Linked DNA regions of Homo sapiens: region 2 is linked to region 1. Evidence: chromatin loops called from intact Hi-C (ENCODE). Cell type or tissue: endothelial cell of umbilical vein. All regions are shown on one strand. Links, peaks and the distances in the headings refer to the core of each region. The heading gives the core; the rest is flanking DNA.

Region 1 (8,464 bases), core at 3,589-6,088:
AGTGTGCACATAGTAGGCCTTTTGCTGACCTTGTGGGTGTCCTTTATTGTCCTGTGCAGCAAGGTCGCTATATCCTGACATGTGACTCATAGGCAAGACAGCAATTTCTGATAAGGAGGGAAGGGTGGCCATTCCACCTCCTCACTGAGGCCCGTGTGTTATGTAATGCATTTCCTGCCTTTGATTCTTTACCCATGTGGCCCTGCCTGTCTACTGTCCTGGCTGCTGTTTTCTTTGTTCTGCAGCAGAGGAATTCAACCTCTCTGGGGCTTAAATCCCACTCAACCCTGGCTGTTTCTTGGCACAGTTTTTCCTTAGGTGGCAGTTCACTGGGGGGCAGAGGCACATTTTCCAAACCCTGCTGTGTCTCAGTTCATCTAATATGTCTTCATTTCAAGAGAGATTTGGGCAAAGGCTAAGCTGATTACAGGGCTCAAGTGGAGCCCTGAGCACATTTCAGATCTGGAATGCAAATTGTTGTCTGCAGTAATTGTAGTTTGCACCATGGCCCTACTCAGCCCCCATGGTCATTTTCCTGCTGCAAAATAAGCAGCTTTGTGCTTTCAAAGTGGGAGGTAATGAGGGGGAGAGGAGCACCTAAGGGACATTAAGGAGTGTTTTCAGAGCCTGTCTGCAAGCCTGAGTGGGAGCAGAACGGACCCAGATGTGTGTAGGGATGCTGCCACTGAAAAGCTCTGTGACCATGGGCCAGGAACCCAACCTCGCTGAGCCTCAATGTCTTCTAGTCCTTGCTTCAGAGGGTTGCTGTGGTGATAAGGTGGCAATGATGTGGCAGGACACTCAACATGGTGCCTGGTATATAGTAGATGCTCAACAAGGGGGAGTTTCTTTTCACTGCCTACAGGTGCCATAAGCTTTGGGGTCTGCAGTGGGGAAACACGTGCCCTTCTTAAAGGGTGATTCCAGCACACATGTTGGTTAATACTCTCCTGCTCTGAAGAGCTTTGGTGCATCCTTCTCATGCTGCATGTGTCTGCAGAATTGAGGGCTGGCTTAGAGTGCTGGCTTGGGGTAGATTTCCTGCATGTCAATCTAGCTGTGTGCTGTCTGGCAATTGCTTAACGTCTCTGAACCTCAGGTTTTCTCATTCATAAAATAGACATCATAATCATTTTTGATTCACAGGTTGTTAGAAATATTTATGTAAAAACAAATGTAAAATTGAGCACCAGTGCTTGACACAAACTGTGAAGGCAGTACTATTGTTATCCCCTTTGCAGAGATGAGGAAATCAAGGTTTTTGTTTGTTTGTTTGTTTGTTTTTTATGGGTCAAATGACTTTCCCAACTCTGCAGCTCATATGCGGTACCACCTGGACTCTGGCCTAGCAGATTGGCTCTGTGGTCCATGGTAGGTATCCCTGACATTGAACCTCCAGGTGGTTGGAAATACTGCACAAACACACTTTAGGTGCCTGATCCTGGGGCTCCCCTCCTCAGACCCCTCATTTTTGTTGAAAAATTCTTTGTTAAATTGGGTTAAAGCAGATCATAATAAAATCACTATTACCATATTATATAATGTTACATATCGTATATTTAAAATATAAGTTTATGTTATATATTATACTTTTATATAAGATTATTATATGTAGTATCAGCAACAGCTATTTACACAGATTTGCATTGCTATTGGAAATGCCCTAGCCATTGTCAGCACTTATAATTGCTTTTTGTTGTGCCACATGGGGGCTTATTATCCGTCATGTTGCTGCAAAATTACTTGTTTATCTTATAGTCTCTAGGAAACTGCAATTGTTACTTACTATGTGCCAGGCACTATGCTCAATGATACATATTTGACTTATTTGATTCTCACAAGAACTTTTTGCAGTGGGTCCTCTTACTGTTCCCATTTACCAGAGGAGGAAACAGAGGCACAGGGAAGTTAAGTAAATGATCAGGGGTCACGCATTAAGTGACAGCACTGGGATTTGAACCCAGGTTATCTGGCTTAGAACTCCTATTCCTCACTTCTGTGCTAAACTGCCTTCCTTTATTTCTGGTCTGTGTTCTGGTTGCTATGCCCTCACCACCCCGGCTGGCTTGGCATTTCCAGACCTCTGGGGCTGCACACTTAACACAGCATTCCCTGGGGCCTGTTACTAAGTATGAGTCCCTCTCAGCCTCAAAGGGTCATTCTGGGGACTCCTCCCACCCCTCCCGGGGTATTCATCCAACCCAGGAGGCTCTTTGTGGCTCAACCACACACATTCTTTTAAAAAATAAAAATCAGCTTTTCATTTTAATGATGACACAACCCAGAGGTGAGGTTCTTGTTATCACACTGGGGGAATCTGGGTGATTGGAGTTGTAAAATCAAGTAGCTGGGGAATTCCTTGTTTTCTCCATAAATTATCCATGTGAGAGCTCTGTGTAATTTCACATTACAGGAGGGAATGGCTGTGTTTAACTCCTTCTGTTGGAAGGGCAGACTTATTTCACTTCTTACTCAGCCAGGAGAGGGAGTTGGAAAGCATAGAAATGGAACTTCTTGTTATTACAATTCCTGGCTTTCAGCAAATATATTTATGTTTGTGTACTTTAAAAATACATAGGAAAAGCATCTGACTAGTACTGTATTCTATGGCCATGGCCACTGTTCTTGACAAAAAGAATTTCTATCTGGTCATGCAGCTGTTCTGGCTGAGAAACTTGCCCTGGTTCCCCATTTCCTGCAGGGTGGAGTTGGAACTCCTTCCTTGGCTCCAAGCATCTCATCCCTGGCCTTCGCATCCTGTCCCTTCCATAGACCCCTTGACTGTCTCCTCGCCTCCTGAATGAACTTTGCTGTTCCCACTTCTCACCTTTGCGCTGACCCCCCTCTCCTCAGCCTGGCAACTCCTATACATCACTGACAACCAGCTGGAATGGCACTGTCATTGGGGAGACCCTGAGAATGGTCCCTGGCTTCTTCCTCTGCAGCCTAGTGCTTCGAGGCTGTGGGAACCAGCAGGTTGAGCAGTGAGCATTGTGTACAGGTCTGCGTCTCCTCTGGCCTGTGAGCTTCTGAGGTATTTTTGCATGCCTGATGCTTTGAACACAGAGCTGGGCACATTTCTGTTGAACAAAGGAAGCTGGTCTCATCTTTACACATGTCAGTCTGCATTTCTTCCCCAAGAAGGGTTTTTGGGTGATGGGTAGAATACCAGGTGGGAGATTGGACCACCAGCCTCCAGGCTCCATGAGAGCCAGGCTGTCCTGTGGCTTTGGTGCCTGCACTGTGGCCAGTGTGTATTCAGTCACTGCCTGAATGAGTATTGTGGTAAGAACCTGTGCTGCAGGCCTAGACTCCAGTCCTTATTCCATTACTGCCAAGCTTGGCACATTGGACAACTTTTTTTAACCCTTCTGAGCCTCTTTCCTCATCTATAAACTAGGGATAATAAAAGTACTTATCTCATAGGGTGGTCATAGAATTAAATTAGCTTAGCCTACCATCTGACACATAGCAAGCCCCCAGTCAATGGTGGTTCGTATTGTTGTTAATAATGAAGTGGATTGGTTACAGGATGTGATAAGTAGTGGGAAGGAAATCAGTAGGGTATCATGATAGAGAATAACGATGGTGGGGTATAAGGCATGGTCCTATAGACAGCCTGGTCAGGGAAGCCTCCTGTGAGCTGAACTTGAGTGATGACACAGCTGAGTTAAGCAGAAAATGAATTTATTACAGTGTCTAGGGTAGCTCAGAGAATTTCGGAAGGACCAGGGAAACAGGGACAACTCCAAATTATACCACCAAACAGTTATTGTAAAGACACTATTGCTACCACTGCTGGGTAGGTGTAGACGCCATGGCTTGCACCACCAATGCTGGTTGTAGGCTGTGGCTACCCAGTCTACCCTTACTCTGCCTCTGCAAGCTGCCACCACCCTCGCAGAATGGGGTCTGCAGCGGCCCTGCCGCTTTGCATCCCAGCACATGATTGGCTGAGCCTGCTCATGTTCTCATGCTGTGGCTGCAAGGGAGGCTGGGAAGCAAGTGTATGGCACTCTCATCTCCTCTGGTAGAATGTGGGCTCTGGTTCCTGAGTTGGGGAATTCCCCAAAGCTAGCCAGGTAGGGGGTTCAGCTGCAGGAGACTCAAAGGGTGACCCTTATGTCAGAGGCATGTGAACAAGAGCAACTCCATCTTGAATAGGAGCTGGGTAGCATGAGGCTGAGACCTACTGGGCTGCATTCCCAGACAGTTAAGGCATTCTAAGTCACAAGATGAGATAGGAGGTCAGCACAAGATACAGGTCATAAAGACCTTGCTGATAAAACAGGTTGCAGTAAAGAATCTGGCTAAATCCCACCAAAACCAAGATGGCAACGAGAGTGACCTCTGGTCATTCTCACTGCTACACTCCCACCAGTGCCATGACAGTTTACAAACGCCTTGGCAACGTCAGGAAGTTACCCTATATGTTCTATAAAGGGGAGGCATGAATCATCCACCTCTTGTTTAACATATAATCAAGAAATAACTGTAAAAATGGGCAACCGTCTATGGAGTAGCCATTCTTTTATTCCTTTACTTTCCTAATAAACTTGCTTTCACTTTACTCTCTGGACTTGCCCTGAATTCTTTCTTGCATGAGATCCCAGAACCCTATCTTGGGGTCTGGATCAGGACCCCTTTCCTGTAACACAGAGACTCATGGAGTAAGGAACACGTAGTGTCGCTGGGCCTCAGCAGCTTTCATCTAATAGGCAGTGGTGCTTTAAGAAAGGCCTGACTGCTTTCCTCTTAGACAATGATTTTTTTAAAAAGAGTGCTGAATTTGGAAGCAACTAGTTCTCAATGTGATGAGAGGCTAGGAACTATTTTTTACACATCATTTAGTTTGTGCAGGTGTGGGGTAGCATGTTTCTCCCCTGTTTATCACAGACTTGCATTCCTGTTGGAAATGCCCTAGCCATTGTCAATGCTTATAATTGCTTCTTGTTACAGCCACGTGGGGCTTATTGTCCATGATTTTGTTGCAAAGTTTATTGTTTATCTTATACGGTCTCCAGGAAGCTGCATGCGGAAATCTCTCAGCCTTACCAGGAAGTCTGACTTAAAGGGACAGCCTCCAGGGCAGAGCCCTAACTGGGAGGAGGTGCTGAGCTTCCAACCAGGACCAGTTACCTTGGGTGAGAGTTGGAAGCCCTTTCCACCTGTCTCATTTGGTTTGCTATTTTCCAGTGTTTTGGTGATTCCTTTCTGATTCTGAATTAAGGGAGAAAAAGTGGCAATACCAATTCTTCATGTACACATGAACACACCCAAAACATAACAAAACAAAAAACCACTTTCACTGGTGTTTAGGCAGAATGAACACTCTGAGTCATGGGACACACATGCTTTTAAATCTCTTGGTTTCTTGGGGGTATTTTCATAAAAGTCTTGAACTTTCTAGATGGATACAGGGATTTCAGGGAAGTCAGCATTGTAAGATTAAAAAAATAAATATGACTTAAGTTTTAACTATGCTCTCATTTTTTTTCTCTATTGGAAGGAAGAAGGGAAATGGGAAACTGCTAGTTTCTATTACCTTTTTCTTAGATGCCCAGTTGACAGTCAAATCAGGATAGAAAAATCAAACTCTGGATTTCAGATTTGGTACTGCTTTTCAATTTGCTAGGAGGAAAATTTGAACCAGTTTCCATCGTTACACCAAAAAATTTCCTCTTCTGTTTGAAAAAAAATAAATTATTACTGTGCCTTTGTCTTTTAAAAAATATTTTATTATGGAAAAATTAAAACCTATACAAAAATAGAAACAATAGTATGATGGCCCAAAGTTCCCATCATCCATTGTTCTGCTTCTTTTTTTGAGACGGAGTCTTGCTCTGTTGCCCAGGCTGGAGTGGCACGATCTTGGCTCACTGCAACCTCTGCCTCCTGGGTTCAAGTGATTCTCCTGTCCCAGCTTCCCGAGTAGCTGGTATTATAGGCACACGCCACCATGCCCAACTAATTTATATATATATATATATATATATATATATATATATATATATATATATATATTTAGTAGAGATGGGGTTTTGCCATTTTGGCCAAGCTGGTCTTGAACTCCTGACCTCAGCTGATCCTTCCGCCTACGCTTCCCAAAGTGTTGGGATTACAGGCGTGAGCCACTGCACCCAGGCTGTTCTGCTTTTAAATACATATGTCAGTTAGTATCCTACCATCCTCCCTGCAACCTGCTAGGGATAAAGGAGTCATTCCTGTTTTACAGATAAGGAAACTAAAGATCAAGGAAATTAAGAGTGACTTACCAGGTCATTCAACTAGTAAATGGCAGAGCCAAAAATCACAGAGCCCAAATATTAATTTATTGTTAACTATTCCAGCCAGATGGTTTTTCCCAGAAATTATCCCTAAAGAGTTATCTGAAGTCAAAATAATGGTGAGAAACTTTTTAATAAGAATGATTCTTGCTTTTGTTATATATTTTTAACTTGGAAATTCGGTGTGTCAAGCATTGTTTTTTGATCTAGGCAGATTACTTTTAAAAATCCTCCTGAGTATTCATGTAAGTGTCAGAAATACCCCTCCCTCCCACCCCCATATTCAGATTTTCCACTTCCAACCAACTTTGACAGTGCAATGCCAAATAGTAAGTCTCATTTCCAAGTAAGGAAGCCCTTTGGCTGATAGATATCAGCTAATCAGTTTTTAAACTTTTTTTTCTTCCTAAAAATTGTGCAGAGGTCAGTAACCCACAGACAGGAGTTTCACTTTTAACTGACAGTGTAAGGAAGGAGACTTGACAGTTTCTTGAAAAAGCTGCACCCAGGGTGTTTATGTTTCTAAGAAATAAACTGGATGAGCTTATTTGCAAGCGGCCCCTGTGTGCTTCATGCAGAAATTCTTCAGGTGGCCCTTGCTTCTTGTGTTAGTCAAGGAGGCAGAACCGCAGCGGCCAGGCCGGTGGCTGCTTCACAGCATACATCAGCTTTCCTTTTTTTTTTTTGCATTCACTTTTAAAAATAGCTGCCCATGTATCAGTTGCCAAAATAATGTGAGGAATCTGGTTATAAAAGTTCAGATTTGTTTAGAGAGAATAAAGACAGAGCTCAGGCGATTGCTTGTAACAAAACCAGTAAGATAAGCACTCAAGATTAGCCATGACTAGCAATCGTTGAGACTTCCATGTTCCAGCATCATTTATTTTTAGTTCCTGTGTTGAAACCATAGATGAAGACTTTTCTATTTATTCATTCTTGACCTTGAGCAGCCAGGTCTGCTCCCACATTCTTCTCATCATTTTATAATCTTGTTGAGCTGGGATACTAAGCAGGGCTCTCCAAGAGCATCAACATTTTCAAATGTTCACAGTCTCTTGAGTTGAACCACCTTGAGTCCAATAGGCCTTGGCCTGGGAAAGTGTCTGGACACCGCTGCTCCATTTGTCTAGAGTTCATGGTGAAGCAGGCAGAGGAATTGTTCAGGTTTTACTTGGATTAACCACCCTTCCAGCTTTGAGGAGTAGATAAAGACATTCAATAAAAGTGCATGACTGTGAGCAACTCTCAGGCTCTAATTTGATATTCTTTTTATTTCTCACTGGCTTGCTGTGCTTTATGCCTCCCTGATAACCTAGTAACACCCAAATTTTGTTTTTCCTTAGTGTTACCTGAATTTGTTTTTGAATTTTTGTTTTTCCTTAGTCTTACCTAAATTTGACAACAGTCTTAGAAACCTAAGATCTGAGAACTAATAATCTTATGATGTTGGAACCTTGGGTAAGCCAGTGTGCAATATATTATTTTAATTTGGTCACGGCTACCATCCCATTTGAGATTTTTTCCAACCTTTTTTTTTTTGGTCTTTTTTTTTTTCTTTTTATGGAGAATAGGGTCTCACCATGTTGTCCAGGCAGGTCTTGAACTCCCGGGCTCAAGCCATCCTCATGTCTCTGCCTCCCTAACCACTGGGATTACAGGTGTGAGCCACTGCACTGGCCCATGAGTTTTTTTTTTTTTTTTTTTTTTTGAGATGGAGTCTCGCTCTGTCACCCAGGCTGGAGTGCAGTGGTGCAATCTCGGCTCACTGCAAGCTCCGCCTCCCAGGTTCACATCATTCTCCTGCCTCAGCCTCCTGAGTAGCTGGGACTACAGGTGCCCGCCACCACGCCTGGCTAATTTTTTTTTGTATTTTTAGTAGAGACAGGGTTTCACCACGTTAGCCAGGATGATCTTGATCTCCTGACCTCGTGATCTGCCCGCCTCGGCCTCCCAAAGTGCTGGGATTACAGGCATGAGCCATCGTGCCCGGCCTTGGCCATGAGATTTTTTTACTACCTATTTTTAAATTCAGTTTGTGGAATTTTAAAATTTGAAGTATCAAATGGGGTATGTTTAAAGACCTTGAAATTCCCTTTCCAACTGTAAGATTTTGTGACATTTCTGGCTTGTTAAGTACAAATAAGAAAGACATTAAGGAACCAGGATAAAGTTCAAAT
Region 2 (8,464 bases), core at 3,983-6,482, 68 kb after region 1:
AGCCCCAAGCTTTCTAGACAATCTAAGGCCATCCTTTGACTTCTTCAAAGTTAGATGGCCCCTAAGACTCCTCCATGTCCCACCCCAGTCTGAAGTTGATGGCCAAAGTCCCAGGCAGAAGGCACCAAAAGGGAAGATACCACCCTGGCACTGACCACCACTCACTGGTGACAGGCGCTTCATACTGCAGCAGCCCCTCTGCCTACATAACAAGCCTGAGAGGTGCTTATCATCACACTTGTCTTACAGGAAGCTAAAGCCGACATGGTTTCTTTTCTCCAAGACTTTGCAGATTTGCACAGGGGCCTCTCCTAGCCATGAATCTCCTCTCCTTTCCCTGCAGCAGGGGGCTGGAGGTGCTTTATTTCTGCCGCATTGCCTTTTCATTGTGGGCCTAGAGACCACTCATAAAGGCAGATCTTCTTTGTTCTTTAGTAGCCATGATTCAAGAGAAGCCCTGGTATCGCTCTTCCTTACAGCTGACCATTGCCAGCTTCTGAGCACGAAATGAACTTGGCACGTATTAATCACGTCATCCCCCACCAACCATTAGGCAGATCTTTTTAGAAACATAAATCAGATTACACTCCTTAGTCAAACTCTCCAGTAACTTCCAGGGGCTTCCATGGGGTCTCTAAACTTGGATTGGAAAAAAAATTACATCTGTATTTTCACTAACCTCCAACTGAAATTTACATTTCCTTTCTATAAATGAGGACAAAAAACCACAGCAATATCAGCAGTTACTTGTGACTTTGTCACCAAAAGAACCCACTGTGATTTTCTCTTCACATTATACTGGTTACATATATCTCAGAATATTTTGTATGCCCATTTGATTGTAAAATGACAGTAGTGGTTAGATCTGCCACCATATCTGTTATTTAAACAGGCTAGACACAGTGGCTCACACTTTGGGAGGCTGAGGTGGAAGGACTGCTTGAGGCCAGGAGCTAGAGACCAGCCTGGGCAACATAGTAAGACCCCATCTCTACAAAAAAATTATAAAATCAGCTGGCCATGGTTGCACACACCTGTAGTCTCAGCACACTACTCAGGAAGCTAAGGCAGGAGGATCACGTGAGCCCAGGAATTTGAGGCTGCAGTGAGCCATGATCGTACCACTACACTCCATCCTGGGTGACAGAGTGAGACTCTGTCTCTAAAAAATAAAAATAAAAAATAAATATGAACAAAGAAGTTATTTAATAAATTAGATTTTTATGTTGCAAATTATATTTTATTTTTAATTAAATTGTTTGTTTATATTAATTTTTATCTATCTATCGATCTATCTATCTATCTATCTATCTATCTCTCTTGAGACCAGGTTATGAGACTGGCTAATTTTTGTATTTTTAATAGAGACAGGGTTTCGCCATGTTACCCAGGCTGGTCTGGAACTCCTGAGCTCAGGCAATCCACCCACCTCAGCCTCCCAAAATGCTGGGATTACAGGTGTGTGAACCATCATGCCCAGCTCAATGTAATGAGTTTTCTTAATCAGAAGTGTACCAACGGGGCTGGGTGTAGTGGCTCATGCCTGTAACCCCAGCACTTTGGGAGACCGAGGTGGGCAGATCCCTTGAGGTCAGGAGTTCGAGACCAGCCTGGCCAACATGGCAAAACCTGTCTCTAACTTAAAAAAAAAAAAAAAAATTAGCCTGGTGTGGTGGTTTGTGCCTGTAGTCCCAGCTACTCGGGAGGCTGAGATGGGAGAATCGCTTTAGCCTGGGAGGTGAAAGTTGCAGGGAGCCGAGATCTCTGCTCCACTGCACTCCAGCCTGGGTGACAGAGTGAGACCCTGTCTCAAAAAAAAAAAAGGTGTACCAAGGGGGTGGCAAGAGGGATGTGGGCTCAGTCTGCCCTGGATTTAGGCAACAAGGTGGTGTGCTTTTATTATTTAAAAACAATAATACAGGCTGAGCACGGTGGCTCCTGCCTGTGATCCCAGCACTTTGGGAGGCCGAGGTAGGCGGATCACGAGGTCAGGAGATCGAGACCATCCTGGCTAACACGGTGAAACCCTGTCTCTACTAAAAAAATACAAAAAATTAGCCGAGCCTGGTGGTGGGCGCCTGTAGTCCCAGCTACTCGGGAGGCTGAGGCAGGAGATTGGCGTGAACCCGGGAGGCAGAGCTTGCAGTGAGCCGAGATCACACCGCTACACTCCATCCGTCTCAAAAACAAAACAAAACAATAATACAGTCAACTTAAAGTCTATTCTTCTATGATCACTATAAGCTGGTAACTCTAAACAATGTCCATGATAAAAATACTCTTCCCTGGCGGGATAAATCACTCCCATAATCTCCCTGCCCCCACAGTCCCATCCTTGGTCTTTCATAATCCTACATTTTTTTGTTTTTGTCTTCGCCATTTAAAAACATTTTGCAAGCAGAGGTCCATAGGGTTCAGCAGGCTGCCTAGGAAGTATATAACACAGAAACAAGTAAGAATCCCTGACTTAAAATAAAATGTAGATCCACTTTCCTTGGCCTATAGGGCCCAAATGTCTAGGCTCCTGCCCACCTGCCAACCTCATTTCCCTCCACCCTCTCCATCTCTTGGCACCTTCTAATAAACCAGAATTTATTGATGCTACTGAAACATTCAAGGTTTATTCTTTCCTTTCTTATTCCCCCAGATATGACTCCCACCTTGTTCTGATCTCAGCTTTCAATGTCACCTCCTTGCAAAGGCCATTCCTGGTAACTCAATTTAAAGCAGGCCTTGCCCTCCCCGCAAGTGCTTTCTGTGCTGTTGTTACTATCTAAACCATCTGTTGTTCTTGTTGACTGTCTTCCTCCCCTCACCAGAAGGTAAACCCACAAGCACAGACAGGGACTGCCATTGTCAATTGTTATAATCTCTAGCATCTTGGCAGGCACTGGTAGGGGCTCAGTATCCTCAGAGCTGAGTTTGCTTCTCTTGAACTTTCTGTGGTAGCAGCCAGTTAATATATATTTAATTACTAGGCTTAAACCCATTAAAATTCCTACAAAACCTGGAAAAATGTACTCAGCTATAAAAATGCATGTGGATACAGTGAATGGATAGTGCAACCATTACAGTGAAGGAAAGAAGAAGCCTTTTTTTTTTTTTTTTTTTTTTTGAGACAGGGTCTTGCTCTGTTTCCCAGGCTGGAGTGCAGTGGTGCAAACATGGCTCACTGCAGCCTCCACCTCCCAGGCTCAAGCGATCCTCCTGCCTCAGCCTCCTGAGTAGCCGGGACTACAGACATGCACCACCATGCCTGGCTAATTTTTGTATTTTTTTATAGAGATGGGGTTCCACCATGTTGCCTAGGCTAGTCTTAAACTCCTGGGCTCAAGCAGTCTGCCACCTCAGCCTCCCAAAGTGCTACGATTACAGGCATGAGCTGCTAAACCAAGAAACTTTCAAAATGTAATTTGTAGGTCAGAAAAATGGTGCCAGAACTGGATGCAGTGGCTTGCATCTATAGTCCCAGCTATGCAAAGGCTAAAGCATAACTGGGCATAGCTTGAACCCAGGAGTTTGAGGCTGTAGTGTGCTACGATTGTGCCTGTGAATAGCCACTGCACTCCAGCCTGGGCAACATAGTAAGAGGCTGTTTCCTAAAAAAGAACCAAAGAGCAAAGAAACTTTTTAGAGAAAAGGAAAAGGAAATGGCACCAGATTCCCCCATCTCCCCGCTTCTTTGGTGTTATAGCCGTTTGGAGAAAGCAACAGGAATCCTGACTCACAGAGCCTTAGATAGAGATGCTTTGTATGTCACAGAATAAAAAGTACAGAGTTAGGTCAATCCCTGATTGACTGACTCAATTACTAAACTATCACCAAACACACAAGTCCTTTCCATCTCCTTAAACTCTTTGTGCTCTTCAGGCTGGTGTCCCTCATGGTTGCAAGATGGCTGCCAGTAGCCACTGGGTTGATATGTTTCCCTTTTCCAGCAAATAAGTTCTTCCCTTTAGTGTGATTGGGTACATTAGGTCACATGCTTGTCCCTGGGTCAATAATAGTCCCAGGAGGAATGCCATGAAGATTGACTCAGACTCTGCCTTGGGGATGAACGGGGTGAATAGTTGCGGAAAATAGGAGTTCCTTAAAGAGGGAGAAAGGGAAATCAACGTTAGGAAGGCAACCCACCGTGGCCACTGTAGATGTGGCTTGTTTTAAAATCAAATTTATTTTTGTTTTAATTTTGAGGAATAACCACTTAGAATAGCTTCTGATGGGAATGATCCTAATCTTTTTATTTTTTCAAATATGTAGGGCTTTTTTTCTTCTAGAAAAAAATTTTAAAAAATTATTGCCTTTATCTTGGCTTTGTTATCAGTCATGTGATCTGGCAGCTGAAGAAATATGGCCCATGGCTGCAGACTTGGATGCTTATATAACAGGCTTTGGTCTCCATAGTTAGTTTTAAATGGAGAGTGTGTGCCAGGGATTTGGAAAAGCTCTAATGTAAATTTTCAAAGAAATAACATTGCTTAGACCTTACTTAGATTATGAAGAGTAAGTTGGTTCATCTTGGGAGGCAGAGCAAAGCCTCTAAGCAAGCTCTGGAAAGCCTCTAGATTTTTTTTTTTTTAATTCCAGTTTTATTACAGCAGAAGTGTCAGCCACTATCTTGATGGATGCTATGAAGTTAAAAAAAAAAAACAAAAAACCTCTCAAGATGGAAAAGAATTTGGCTCACTTTAGGAAAATTCTAAAACAAGAGGTATAAGCAAATGAAGGGCTGTAGAAGGGCTGTAGCAGAGGAGGGAGGGCCCCAGAGACAGAGGTCAGGGAGAGGGGTTGGGACATGGTGGGTGGTGGGGAAGGGGGAGGGGGACCCAAGGAGAATCAAGCCATATCTGTAAAGAGGATCTGTATTCATGAATTACCGGTGTAATAAAACATAAATGAAAGACAGTGTCAGTTTATAAGCAATAAATAGACAAGTAAAATTGCAGTATTAGACTTGATGACATAAGAATCCTTCCATCCCATGTCAGCCCTTGAAAGCTCTGGAGTAAAAGGCTAGAGAAAGAGCCTGGATTTCCAAAAATGTTGACTCACTGTCCTTATAGACAGATACTAGACATAGATCATTTTCTTATTTTCTTTCTCTTTATCCTGTTCCTCTTATTATCCCTCCGCTTCCTTTTTATCCCCGAGTTACGTGTATTTTATGTGGCTTGGTATCTTCTGATGGCGACACCCCCCAGGACTGACTGGTTATGGACTCAGATTGTCCAGACCCCTACCAGACATCTCGTCCACCACTGGCCAGGCCCCTGGCCCCACATCTTCCTCCTCTGCGGCAGGGCCCCCTGCTGGTCTGCAGGCTCTCTGCTCCTTTGAGAGTAAAACAATGAAATGTCACAACCAGGAAAAGAAAAGAAGCCCTTTGAGCCAAGTAGTGGAATTGAAAAATGACACTTGTCTTTTCTGGGATATTGTTTTAGAAGTTAAATTTCCTTTCATTTTAGGGTTAAGCGTAAGTATTTGGAATGCCTTTTCTGACGGTAACTGTGTCATCATCATCTGTACATCTATGTCACAAATTTGGGAGAGCTGTGGTTCAGCATGACAGTTTTTCCTTCCACTTTAGTGTCGTAGTTGTATGTAGCAGTCATTTACAGGGGGTAGGAGAGTGGAGAAGGAGGGAAGACAGGCAGCCCAGAGTACTTTTTTTTTTTTTTTTGAGACAGTCTCACTCTTGCCCAGGCTGGAGTGCAGTGGCGTAATCTCGGCTCATTGCAACCTCTGCCCCCCAGGTTCAAGCGATTCTCCTGCCTCAGCCTCCCGAATAGCTGGGATTACAGGCACATGCCACCACGCCCAGCTAATTTTTGTATTTTTAGTAGAGAGGGGTTTTACCATGTTGGCCAGGCTGGTCTTGAACTCCTGACCTCAAGTGATCTGCCTGCCTCAACCTTCCAAAGTGCTAGGATTACAGGCAGGAACCACCACGCCCAGCCCAGACTACTTGTTTTTGCATCAGTAAAGGCCATTTATTGCTGCCAAATGAGTGTTTTGAAAAGAGTTAGCAAACGTGTATTTGAATTCCTGCTCTTCCACTTTTTAGATATGTGGTCTTGAGAAAAGACCTCCAGATAAAAATGGGAACAACAATAAATAGTGCTTGACAACCTTCAGTCTTTCCTATCTCAATAAAAACCCTTTGGTGACTGCAGGCACCCCTCCCTCCTGCCCCTCACCTCTCTCCCTCCTCTCCACCCACCTCAGCCTGGATTCCTCCTTTTCCCCTCCTCTGACCTTGTTATTGTACTCCATACTATTGTGTTGAATAAGTGACTCAACTGCCTTGGCCACCAGGTCTTGCCATGGCCATATCTAGTGACTTTTTCCACTCTGACCTCTGCCATGTGCTACATAAGATTGACTTTCTCTCTGTGACTGCACACTCTCCTGTTTACTGCTCACATTTCTGACCACTCCATCTTGGATTCCTTTGCAGTTACCCCTTCTTGTGTCCATCCCTTAATTGGGGGTGTCCCTCAGGGTCCTGACAGAGGCCTTTGGGATAGCTGCTTTTGAAGTTCTCCCCTAAACTTCTTACCTTTCCTACCTGCCCCCCAACCCCCCCACCCCTCTAGGTATTTGCATCCCCCCAAATAGTACCTATCTGTTGCCAAAGCCAGAAGCTGGGGTGGCATCATGGCCTCTTTCCTTTACCTTGTTTCCCACCAAATCTCAACCTGCCTGCCTTCTAAATATCTCCAGAGTCCTCCAGTTTTCTTCAGCCCAGTGACTCTACCTTTCAGAGGCTGCTTAGTCTTTGGCCTGCATTCCTGCTGCTAACTTGGAGATCTGCCTGCCTCCTTTCTGTCTCTCAAATCCATTCCCCACACTGAACCCGAGGCATCTTCCTAAAACACAAGTTGGGTTCCCGCTTCACCACTTTACATCCTTTGCTGCTTCTCCCTGTTTCCTTCAGAGAAAGCCTGAGGATAAATACTCCTCCTTAACGTGGCTTTGAGACCCAGCCCCTGCATGCTTGTGTCTTTCTCCATTGCACTGCTCCTTCTCCATATGCCAGCTAAACAGATCTGGGCTTCCTTGACATAGTCCTTTCTACCCTCTGGTCTTTCTGCCTGGAATCTTTCTTTTCTTTCCTTTGTCCTCACCCTTTTTGTGCCTAATTGTTTTTTTGTTTTGTTTTTTTAGATGGAGTCTCGCTCTGTCACCCAGGCTGGAGTGCAGTGGCGCCATCTCGGCTCACTGTAAGCTCTGCCTCTCGGGTTCACACCATTCTCCTGCCTCAGCCTCCCCAGTAGCTGGGACTGCAGGCGCCTGCCACCACACCCGGCTAGATTTTTCTATTTTTAGTAGAGACGGGGTTTCACCGTGTTAGCCAGGACAGTCTCAATCTCCTGACCTCGTGATCCACCCTCCTCGGCCTCCCAAAATGCTGGGATTACAGGCGTGAGCCACTACGCCTGGCCAATTGTCTTTCTATGTAACTTCTACTGAGAGCCCTCCCCTGACCCTCAAACAGAGGTGACCCCTCCGAAGGCTTCCATAGGAGCCCATGTTCTTACTTGGCGTGTAAGTGCCTGCAAAGCCTGGCATAACTCTTGGCATGTAGTATGTGCGTCACAAATACTCAACAAAGGAAGGGAAGGAATGAGCATCCATGGCTTGTGGAAGAGGTGTTATAAATTTTAAAGCATTCATTAATTTTGGTTCTTAACATTGAGCAACATAGTCTACAATAAAAATTGAGCCGGGCATGGTGACTCACACTTGTAATCCCAGCACTTTGGGAGACTAAGGCAGTCAGATCATCAGGTCAGGAGTTCGAGACCAGCCTGGCCAATACAGTGAAACCCCGTCTCTACTAAAAATACAAAAATTAGCCAGGCGTGGTGGCACATGCCTGTAATCCCAGCTACTTGGGAGGCTGAGGCAGGAGAATTGCTTGAACCCAGGAGACAGAGGTTGCAGTGAGCCGAGATGGTGCCATTGCACTCCAGGCTGGGGGACAAGAGCTAAACTCCATCTCAAAATAATAATAAAAATAATAAATAAAAATTGAGCAATAACTGTTGAGCAGCAAAGTAGCTCAGTTATATTTTTGAGTGTGGAAGATGTGAGCTTCCTTCTACACAATCTCTCGACCTTTTGGCTGGTAGACTTTTGGCTTGTCACCACCCCAGATTTTTCTTTAACAATGCATGTCCTCTGTTCTGTTACCTCTGTACCCCATGCTCAGGTACTACAGGAGGGTGCTGAATTGAAAGAAATAAGAAACACAGTTCATCATATGTATAGATTTCCATTTTTGGATCAAATTCAAAGTTTAAAAATCTGCTGTTCTTGGGAGGTCTTGTTTTCTTGAACACAAATGCCCCTGAATTTCAACTAGAGATTCTTGACTAAAGCACTTTCTGGCTATTTTTAGCCCTTACTTTTACTGTTTCTAAAATGCAATGCATGGTCTATACATCCATCGAGCAGACAA

What was found. A loop is a pair of places that touch in the nucleus more often than their neighbours do. Peaks named below come from ENCODE experiments on the same cell type or tissue, not always from the same donor. Only the 100,000 strongest peaks of a DNase experiment are listed, where the experiment ranks them.
Region 2: it touches region 1 in a loop (8-fold over the local background); 10 of 110 quality-filtered maps call a loop at or near these places.

Annotation. Positions count from the first base shown.
Region 1 is chr3:56,920,586-56,929,049 of GRCh38, reverse strand. It overlaps a transcript of ARHGEF3 not described here. Among named protein-coding and RNA genes, the nearest start is that of ARHGEF3-AS1, 15 kb to the left of the region's middle. In endothelial cell of umbilical vein, for the core only: no CTCF peak of the experiment used is centred there; a DNase peak (open chromatin) is centred at 4,979; H3K27ac peaks cover 2,389 bases.
Region 2 is chr3:56,852,895-56,861,358 of GRCh38, reverse strand. It overlaps a transcript of ARHGEF3 not described here. Among named protein-coding and RNA genes, the nearest start is that of ARHGEF3, 55 kb to the right of the region's middle. RefSeq lists an enhancer at 8,151-8,464. In endothelial cell of umbilical vein, for the core only: a CTCF peak has its summit at 5,303 (motif pointing left); a DNase peak (open chromatin) is centred at 5,318.